Regions from separate parts of the Homo sapiens genome. Here region 1 is linked to region 2. A link is an interaction called in ENCODE POLR2A ChIA-PET data of the cell type or tissue named here. Cell type or tissue: Panc1. All regions are shown on one strand. Links, peaks and the distances in the headings refer to the core of each region. The heading gives the core; the rest is flanking DNA.

What was found. ChIA-PET counts read pairs that join two places held together with the same protein. Peaks named below come from ENCODE experiments on the same cell type or tissue, not always from the same donor. Only the 100,000 strongest peaks of a DNase experiment are listed, where the experiment ranks them.
Region 1: POLR2A ChIA-PET joins it to region 2 with 8 read pairs; 3 of 35 experiments call an interaction of 5 or more read pairs at or near these places.

The regions. Positions count from the first base shown.
Region 1 is chr6:10,379,061-10,383,450 of GRCh38, reverse strand. No RefSeq gene overlaps it. Among named protein-coding and RNA genes, the nearest start is that of TFAP2A-AS2, 23 kb to the left of the region's middle. In Panc1, for the core only: a CTCF peak has its summit at 2,051; no DNase peak of the experiment used is centred there; H3K4me3 peaks cover 734 bases; H3K27ac peaks cover 2,128 bases.
Region 2 is chr6:10,116,561-10,120,950 of GRCh38, reverse strand. The region is part of intron 1 of LOC124900218 (a long non-coding RNA gene); the gene reads left to right. It also overlaps the pseudogene OFCC1 and the pseudogene RPL7AP36. Among named protein-coding and RNA genes, the nearest start is that of TFAP2A-AS2, 290 kb to the left of the region's middle. In Panc1, for the core only: no CTCF peak of the experiment used is centred there; no DNase peak of the experiment used is centred there.

The sequences.
Region 1 (4,390 bases), core at 298-4,297, 260 kb before region 2:
CCGAGGGAGGCGCCGGGGGAGTCGGCCTTTGTTCTGGCACTTTCAGGGCCTAGGAGTTAGGCAACTCTGGGGAGGTGCGAGGGGACGCTCCGTCGGGCGGGGGAGGCCTGTACAGTGAGGGCCGCGCTCTGAACTCGAGGCACGGCTAGGGGAGAACGTGCAGGAACCTGGCAGCTCTTGGGGATTTACTGAAGCAGAGTGTGGTAAAGTAAGTGGAAACTGAGGGAACTTTGCAGTATCTCACTTTAAATCTAAAAGGAAACATTTGAAAATAAACAATAATCTGTTCTCTCATTCTCTCTTCATCTTTGTCTTTTTCTCTGAGCTCTTCCTTGTCCCTCTAATGCCGTTTCTCCTCTATTTCTGTCTATTCTCAACTTTACAGCCCATCTCTCCAGTGTATCTTTTTTTTCTCCCTCCCTTTCTCCGCCCCTCTCTCTGCCTTTATAAATATGCTAAAGAGGAAAACAACCTCGGCAATTCATGCTCGTAGCCACACGGAGAGTGGATCTGTTATGCGGGGATCAGGCGTGACCGCCTGTTATCCGCCAGGGCACCCCCGGCGCCCCCTTTCTTGCTGGGCTGCGGGGAAGACACGCGTGGGCCCCTATAGTGTCCTACGCATGGGGAGAAGCCAGTTTTCCCCACGCATCAAATCCTAACTTCAAACTTGAATCCATCTTGCTGCTCAAGAGTCAAGCTCGGTGGATTCATAATAGCAACGACAAAGAGTAATTACATATTAGAAAACAAAACAATAATTACACTACCAAGTTGACACACCAGTCAGCGAAGCACAGTCGCTTGGGCTGGAAACACCAAAGCCCGCGGCGCCCGCGGCTGACTCAGCAAATCGGAAAAGCCCCCAGCCCACGCCCACGCCGGTCCAAGCCGGACAGCTGATGCGCCCCTGCCCCTGCCGCAGTCACCTGCTAACAGGCCTTCGAAGTCTCCCTTAATAAGATGTGATTTGGGAGCTGTCTGGCAGAAAAGCATCTCACAAGTACCATAGAACCTGTTTCTTGGAGAGATGTTTTGTTTTTTAATCAAAATGGACACCCAGATTCTTGAGTTTGAACTCTTGTTTTACATATTCACATTTAGAATAGAAAAAGCTGGTCTTTCTGCATGTTCATTTCTCCCAGCACCTGTCACTCGGTTCCTGGTTACTTTATGGAGCCCTCAGGCAGGAGTCCTCGGGTTTCCTCTTTCTCCCCCTAAGAGTCAAGGCGGCAGGGGCGTTTTTTAACTTCCTAGGTGGGGATGGGGTTAGAGGGGAAGGAGGTTAGAGGCTGGTGATTGGCCTGGGTGATTGGGCTTGGGACCCAGCGAGAAGAGCGTGTCCCTAACCTAGGCCCCTCGCAATCGCTGCCACATCCCCGGTTCCTTTGGACTGGCGGTCGGGGAGGCTCCCTTTTCGGGCATTGTTCCCCCTGACCCCCTTCAGGGGCTCCAGCGCGTCCCCGGGGTCTTCCCAGGGCCCGGGCCTGGACGGTGGATTAGAGATGGGGACGGCTGGCGAGTGTCTGGGGGCGGCTGGCGAGTCTCTGGGGGCGACACCCGTCCGGACTGCGCAGCTCGCTGCTCACTGAGGCGGACTCCGCTTGCCGTCCCGGTGTGAAAGCAAACACATTCTGTTTGGGCCAGGAGCCCGCGGCTGGAAGATGCAACTGAGCTGGAAACACCAGGCCTCCGTCTGGGAAAGATTGAGCCGGAACCTCTATTCGGGCCTCTCCTCTCGCTTCCCCCAGGCCTGTCTTCCCAGGGTTGAAGCCCGCCCCAAAGGCAAGGTGGGTTGAGCGGAGGGCGCCAGTGCGCTTGTGCCAAGGGGGCGTCGAAGGACAAGAGCCTATCTTGGGACTGTGCCTCGAAAGGCGCTAGCAGGCCGCGCACCCTGGGCCTGGGAAAAAGCCCAGAGCGTCCTCTCAGGCCCCAGATAGGAGGAGTGCTCAGGCTCGGGGACCTGCCGCAGGCTGCCCTTAGCCGGCGATGCCATCTGCAGGCTGCGAAGTAATCGGATTTGGCCAAGAAGGGGAAAGGCCGCAGCGACCCACGGTGGGCACCTGGGCTTTGGGGAGGGTGGAAAGCCGGCGGGGACAGCCAGGAAAGCGCGCGGGGCCCAGCGCCCTCTAGGGCACACAAGCCCCTCGCTGGGTGGACGGCTCTCCTTTCATCCCCCAGGGCTTAGGGAAGGACAAAGGACCTATAAAAAAAATCTAACAACAAAAAAAATATCAGCTTGACCCCCAAAAGAACACTGTTTAATGAGGTGGAAAATTCTTCCACACAAATTGCTTTTTCTACTACTTTATGAGAGTTCATAAATGTTAATGAAATCCAGTTACCAAAAAGTAACATACATCATTGCAGCTGAAGGGAGGCAGAGGAAGGAAGGTGGTGGTTAACGTACAATCATAATTAAAATAACAGCAGCGGCAGCAACAATGCTGCCCATGGCTAATGTGGTTGGAGGCTCAGTCCAGAGCCGCACCATTGTATCCGATCTGGGTTGGCCACCGGTGTTTCCCTGGACAAGAACAACAGTGGCAGCAATGGCACAACGACAAATGTAGAAGTGCAGGAGCCGGTGGGTCAGAGTGGAAATAAAATCACAAAACGCTCCTGTTTCTTTTCTTTTGAAATAGAAAGCTTGTTACAGACTCAAACTTCTTCAAAATCTATGCAGAAAGAAGAGCCCAAGGCAATGCCTGGGAGAAGCGGAGGGGAGGGGCAAGCTCATTGTCCTCCACACCTGCCCTATATGTTTGCTTTTTCCTTCCTCTCTGCATATCAGAGGTACACTCCTATAGCAGGTGATCTTATTCTGACAGTTTTTTTTTTTTTTTTTTGAGACGAGAGTTTCACTCTGTTGCCCAGGCTGGAGTGCAGGGGCACGATCTTGGCTCACCGCAACCTCCACCTCCAAGGTTCAAGAGATTTTCCCGCCTCAGCCTCCTGAGTAGCTGGGATTACAGGTTACTGCCACCACGCCCAGCTAATTTTTGTATTTTTACTAGAGATGGGGTTTCACCGTGTTGGCCAGGCTGTTCTCAAACTCCTGACCTCAGGTGATCCACCCGCCTTGGCCTCCCAAAGTACTGGGATTACATGCATGAGCCACCACACCGGGCCTTCTTCTGACATTTCTATGCCCAGCACCCAGCCCAGAGTTGGCACATAGTAGGTGCTTAATAGGTGTGTATTGAATAAGTGAATGATTGAATGGAACAACAGCAGAAAATTACTCAATGAACAATCTCCTTGATAATATCTGAAGATGAATTAAGATGCTCAAGCACACGCCTGTAAACCCAGCACTTTGGGAGGCTGAGGCGGGCAGATCACGAGGTTAGGAGATCGAGACCATCCTGGCTAACATGGTGAAACCCCGTCTCTACTAAAAATACAAAAAATTAGCCGGGTGTGGTGGTGGGCGCCTGTAGTCCCAGCTACTCGGGAGGCTGAGGCAGGAGAATGGCGTGAACCCGGGAGGCGGAGCTTGCAGTGAGCCAAGATTGCGCCCCTGCACTCCAGCCTGGGAGACAGAGCGAGATTCCGTCTCTAAAAAAAAAAAAAAAAAAAAAAAAAAAAAAAAAAAAGATGCTCAAGCACTCAATATTTTCAATATTCACCAAACATTTTCTGATAACATACTATGTGTCAGGAACTGTTCCAGGCCCTGAGGATACAGTAAGCAAACAAAACAGACAGAAACCCATCTTCTTATGAAGCTAATATTTTGAATTGTCCTGTTTTGGCTGATGTATTATTTTACATGGCTGGGCAAATGGCCTCTTACCTAACTTTGGGAAAATGACTGTTACCCTCCAGATTCCTCTTTATGAAATGGAGTTGAGGAAAGGAGATGCGAAGTCTATTGATGAAAGTCATATAAAGAATATGGTTTTAAGGAAGATGTTTTATATTTCCTTAATGGGATCATTTCTCTATGTCTTTATTTGTTACGAGTCAAAAATATATATATTTTTTGTAAATAGCTAGGACAATTTGAATATTTTTCTTTTGCCCTTGAGAGCTGCTGGAATTGAATCATTTTAGCTTTGCACATATTGCTTAATATTTTATGTAATCTAAATACAAGTGCTTTCTTTCTTTTTTTTTTTTTTTTTTTTTTTTTTTTTTTGAGACGGAGTCTCCCTCTGTCACCCAGGCTGGAGTGCAACGGCACGATCTCGGCTCACTGCAACCTCCGCCTCCCGGGTTCAAGAGATTCTCCTGCTTCAGCCTCCTGAGTAGCTGGGATTACAGGCGCGCACCACCACTCCCGGCTACTTTTTGTATTTTTAATAGAGATGGGGTTTCACCATGTTGGTAAGGCAGGTCTCGAACTCCTGACATCGTGATCCACCTGCCTTGGCCTCCCAAAGTG
Region 2 (4,390 bases), core at 184-4,183:
ATTTTAAAAGTTTTAATTTTTATCCTAGTGATTATTTAATAACTATAACATTATATAATACACTTAATCTTCTGTTCTTCAAGAGAGTATCTATCAACTCTCTAATACAAGCAATTGAAAATTAATTTGTTTGTCTTACATACTTCCTCCTATCATCCAATTTTAATTGTTTATATTATTTAAAAAATTATATTTATATCTCTAAGTGCAGTTATTGCTTTGTTATTTGATATGTCAGGTTTAAATTGCCTCATTTGACCCCAGGCTATTAAAACAATTTTTTAAGAAGAAATAAGCAAAACTATATTCCTTTTTACTTTTTTTCCTCCCATCTCAACTTAAAAAAAATCATACTGGCTGGGCACAGTGGCTCACCAGCATTTTGGGAGGTGAAGCGGCTCACTTGGCATTTTTGGAGGCCACGGTGGGGGATTGGTTGACCTCAGAGGTTTGAGACCAACCTGGGCAACAAAGTGAGACCACGTTTCTTAAAAAAAAAAAAAAGAAAAAGAAAAAATTATTTAAAAATATAATTTCTACATTGTCAGAGTTGAAAGTTATAAAAGTCTATTCTTTAATTTACAAGTCTCATATTCGTTCAAGTTTTGGTCACACAGCTCCATCGTTTAAAACCCTCCGTGCCAGTCCTTTAGCCATAGTGACTCCATTTCTTTCTTGGTTGTCTGAAGTTACTTTTCTGATAGTTTCTTAATAAAGCTACTGAGATTTAAAATCTTGTTGTATCTGAAAAAGTGATTGGTAAATAACAGTCTGTCTGGGTTTAAACCTCAGTCACGTGTTCTTTCCTAGAGGGTCTCGCAGGCACTGCTCCTCTGTCTTCTGGCGTTGATTTTTCTGAACTTTGAGACTAGCATTTTTTTCTTCCTCTAAATACTTGATCTTTTGTCTGGATCCCCAGATTATTCTTTTTTTGCCTCTGAAGTTTAGTAACTTTCTGGGATGTCTCAAAGAGAATATTTTGATTTTTCTTTTTCTTTTTTTTTTTTTTCGAGACAGTCTTGCTCTGTTGTCCAGGCTGGAGTGCAGTGGCACAATCTCGGCTCACTGTAAGCTCTGCCTCCTGGGTTTATACCATTCTCCTGCCTCAGCCTCCCAAGTAGCTGGGACTGCAGTCACCCGCCACCACGCCTGGATAATTTTTTTTGTATTTTTAGTAGAGATGGGGTTTCACCGTGTTGGCCAGGATGGTCTCGATTTCCTGACCTTGTGATCCACCTGCCTTGGCCTCCCAAAGTGCTGGGATTACAGGCATGAGCCACTGTGCCTGGCCCAATATTTTGATTTTTCTATAATAATTTTTCCTTTGATGTAGTGTGTCCTTTTTTCTATAAATTCAAATCTTTTATAATTTTGGCAACTTTTCTTGAATTATATCTTTATTTTTTCTGTTTTATTATTTTACTTCTACAGGGACAAACATTATACAGCTATTATGTTTTCTGCATCTGTCTTACTTGCCAATCATTTTCTCTTTAACATTTTAAGCCTGTTTAGTCCCATCTCATTTTGTTTGCTTTTCCTCATTCCTGTCATCCATGTGCCCATTATACTTTCAGTATCATTGGTTCTCTTTTATATTACTTGTAGTGTAAACTTCATTTCTCCACCACCGTTTTTTGAAGGAAAATTTGTATTATTTTAATTATTTTTAAGTACAGAAAACTCAGCAGTGTACATTTAACCCAGTTTAGTGGCAAGTTCTCTAGCCTTTGCCTTTTCGAGCTTGGTGACATGAGCCACAGACTTGTGACCCAGGACATTGCCTCCCCAGTGACAGTGGATCTCATCGTATCTGTCATCATAATTGGTCCTGATAGCTTCCACCAGTTTAGCCAAAGCGCCTTTGTCTTCCGAGTTAACCTGTGTGAAGGTGACAGTGGTGCAGGTCTTCCTGTGGACTAGATGTCCCAGTCTTGCCTTCCCCTTAATAATGCAGTAAGGGACCCGCATTTTACAACACAGGGCAGGCAAGAAGCCCACCAGCTCAGTGGGATGCACGTTGTGTGCAATCACCACCAGCTGAGCTTTCTTATTCTCCACCAAGGTGGTGATGGTGTTAACTCCTGCTCGAAGGACAGGTGGTCTCTTAGTGGGGACATCCCCTTTGCCAGCAGCTTTCTTCTCAGCCCAGGCCAACAGCCTCTGCTTCTTCTCTTGCTTTGTCTCTGTTTTGCATGTGTAGGCCAGCTTAAGCAGCTAAGTAGCTGTTTGGTGGTCCAGGGCTTGGGTGAACTGGTTAATCACAGGAGGCACTTTCAGCTGCCTATAGAGGATGGCTCTCTGCCGCTGCAACCTGATATAGCAGGGTCATTTCACAAAGTGGGTGAGGTCTCTTTTGGGCTGGATGTCCTGTCCAATGCCAAAATTCTTAGGCCTTTCCTCAAACAGGGGATTCACCACTTGCTTGACCTCCTGCTTCTTCATGACAGCAGGGGCCGCAGCCACCTTCTTCCCCTTGGCCTTCTTTCCTTTAGGCATCTTGGGTGGCGGGAGGAGCTCCACTACCTTTTTTGTCTGACTTCTTCCCTTAGCTCTTCAAGCTCATGGTTTGACTAATTATGTTAGTCCCCTGTATATTCTCTGATCGTTGCATATTACTTGAGCTCTTGTTTGCAGGGGCAATGGATTTGTTACATTTTCAAAATTCGTACTTATATATTTGTTCTTGCTTTCAGTGGCTTTATGCCAATATTTTGGGGGGATATGCCATTTCACTTGCATTTTTTTCTTTCTTTTTTATGTCATATTTTTGGGATTTTTACACTAATTCATTTTACTAAAGACTTTCATTTTTCTCAGAACAAAGCACATTTTCTCTGGACCAGGTATTTTTAGGAGGCTAATCTTCCAAAAAAGGCAAAACTATGTTTTAGCCTTGCAGAAGTTCTTATGGCTTTGACAGGTCATTCCTTCAGATCTTTTGATTTACTTCTTCCAAGCCAGCTGAGATTATTAGTAAAAGAATGACCCTAATGCAGATATTCCTTCTTTTCCCATACTGTATGAGTTGCTTATTCCAGCATAGCACACCATCTCAGAATTTAGTGGCTTAAAAACAACAAACTTTTATTAGTTATTGTGATCATGTTGGTCACATTCATAAGTTGGTTAACTTTCAAGTTGGCTCATTCCTAAGTCTACAGCTGGTGGTGGTTGGCTGGTTTAGGCTGGCCTAGGCTGGGAGTGGTTTTGCTCTACATAGCTTTCATTTATCCCCTGAGACCAGCATATTGGCCCTAGTTTTATCCTTCTCATAGCAATGACAGAGGTGCAAGAGAGTAAGGAGAAATACACAGGACTCTTGAGAATTCGTCTTGGAACTGGCACATCATTAAAGCAAATGACTTAGCTGAGCCAAGATCCCAAAGGCGAGGAAAAGACCTGTACCTTTTTAGTGAGAGTAACTGAAAAGTTGCATGAAGAAGAGCATGGATACAAGGGTGCAGAATTGGGCCATTAACACAATTTGTCACATTTGCCAAACACAGAATGCATTCTGCAGATATAACTTGATAGATTCTCTGCTCATTCCCATATTCTGTGTTTTTCATGACTCTGTTCTAACTGGCTCAAGGAATTTCCCACTGCCAGTCCACGCACCTGTTCCTTTAGTTTTAAGTAAGATGAGATAAATGAACGACTTAAGATGGCCCCACTTATCCTCACCTCCTGATATTTGCATCCTTGTATAATCCCTTCTTGACCGTGGGCTGGACTTAGTGACTTGCCTCCAAGAAAAATAGATAAATGGATGCCACTTGAAGATTAGATTATTTAAAAACTGTCACTTCCATCTAGTTCCCACTTTTTTTCATTGTTGTTGTTGTTTTCTTCCTTAGTGTAATGAAGAAAGCCACCATATTTTCCGCTGCCCTGTGAAGGGGCCCATATGGCAAGGAACTGAGAGTGGCCTCAATATCCTGCAAGGAACTGAGGCCTTTAATCTAAAGTCCTCAATCACATGAGTGGGCTGGGAAGTGGATCCTATCCTAGTTGAGACTTCAGATGACTACTGCCCTGGCTGACACCTTGATTATAGCTTATGAGTGATCCTGAATAGGGGACTCAGCTAAGCCATGTCCAGATTCCTGACCTGCAGAAACTGTGAGACATTAAATTATGATGGTTAAACCACTAAGTTTAGAAATAATATAGTATATAGCCCTAGATAGTTAAAAGCACAGACCATTGCTTTACCTTTCAGAGTATGTCGCTTGGGTTGGAGAAGCGTGTGCTGTTGGCTTTGCTTGAGATCTGCAGTAAAGGGTGTCTTTTCTCAAGCTGACTGTCATTGCATTTGGCATGTCTTCCTTACATTGTGGGTTGGTGCTTGTTTTAAAAAAATAGCTTAGAGGTTTATTAAAGAAAG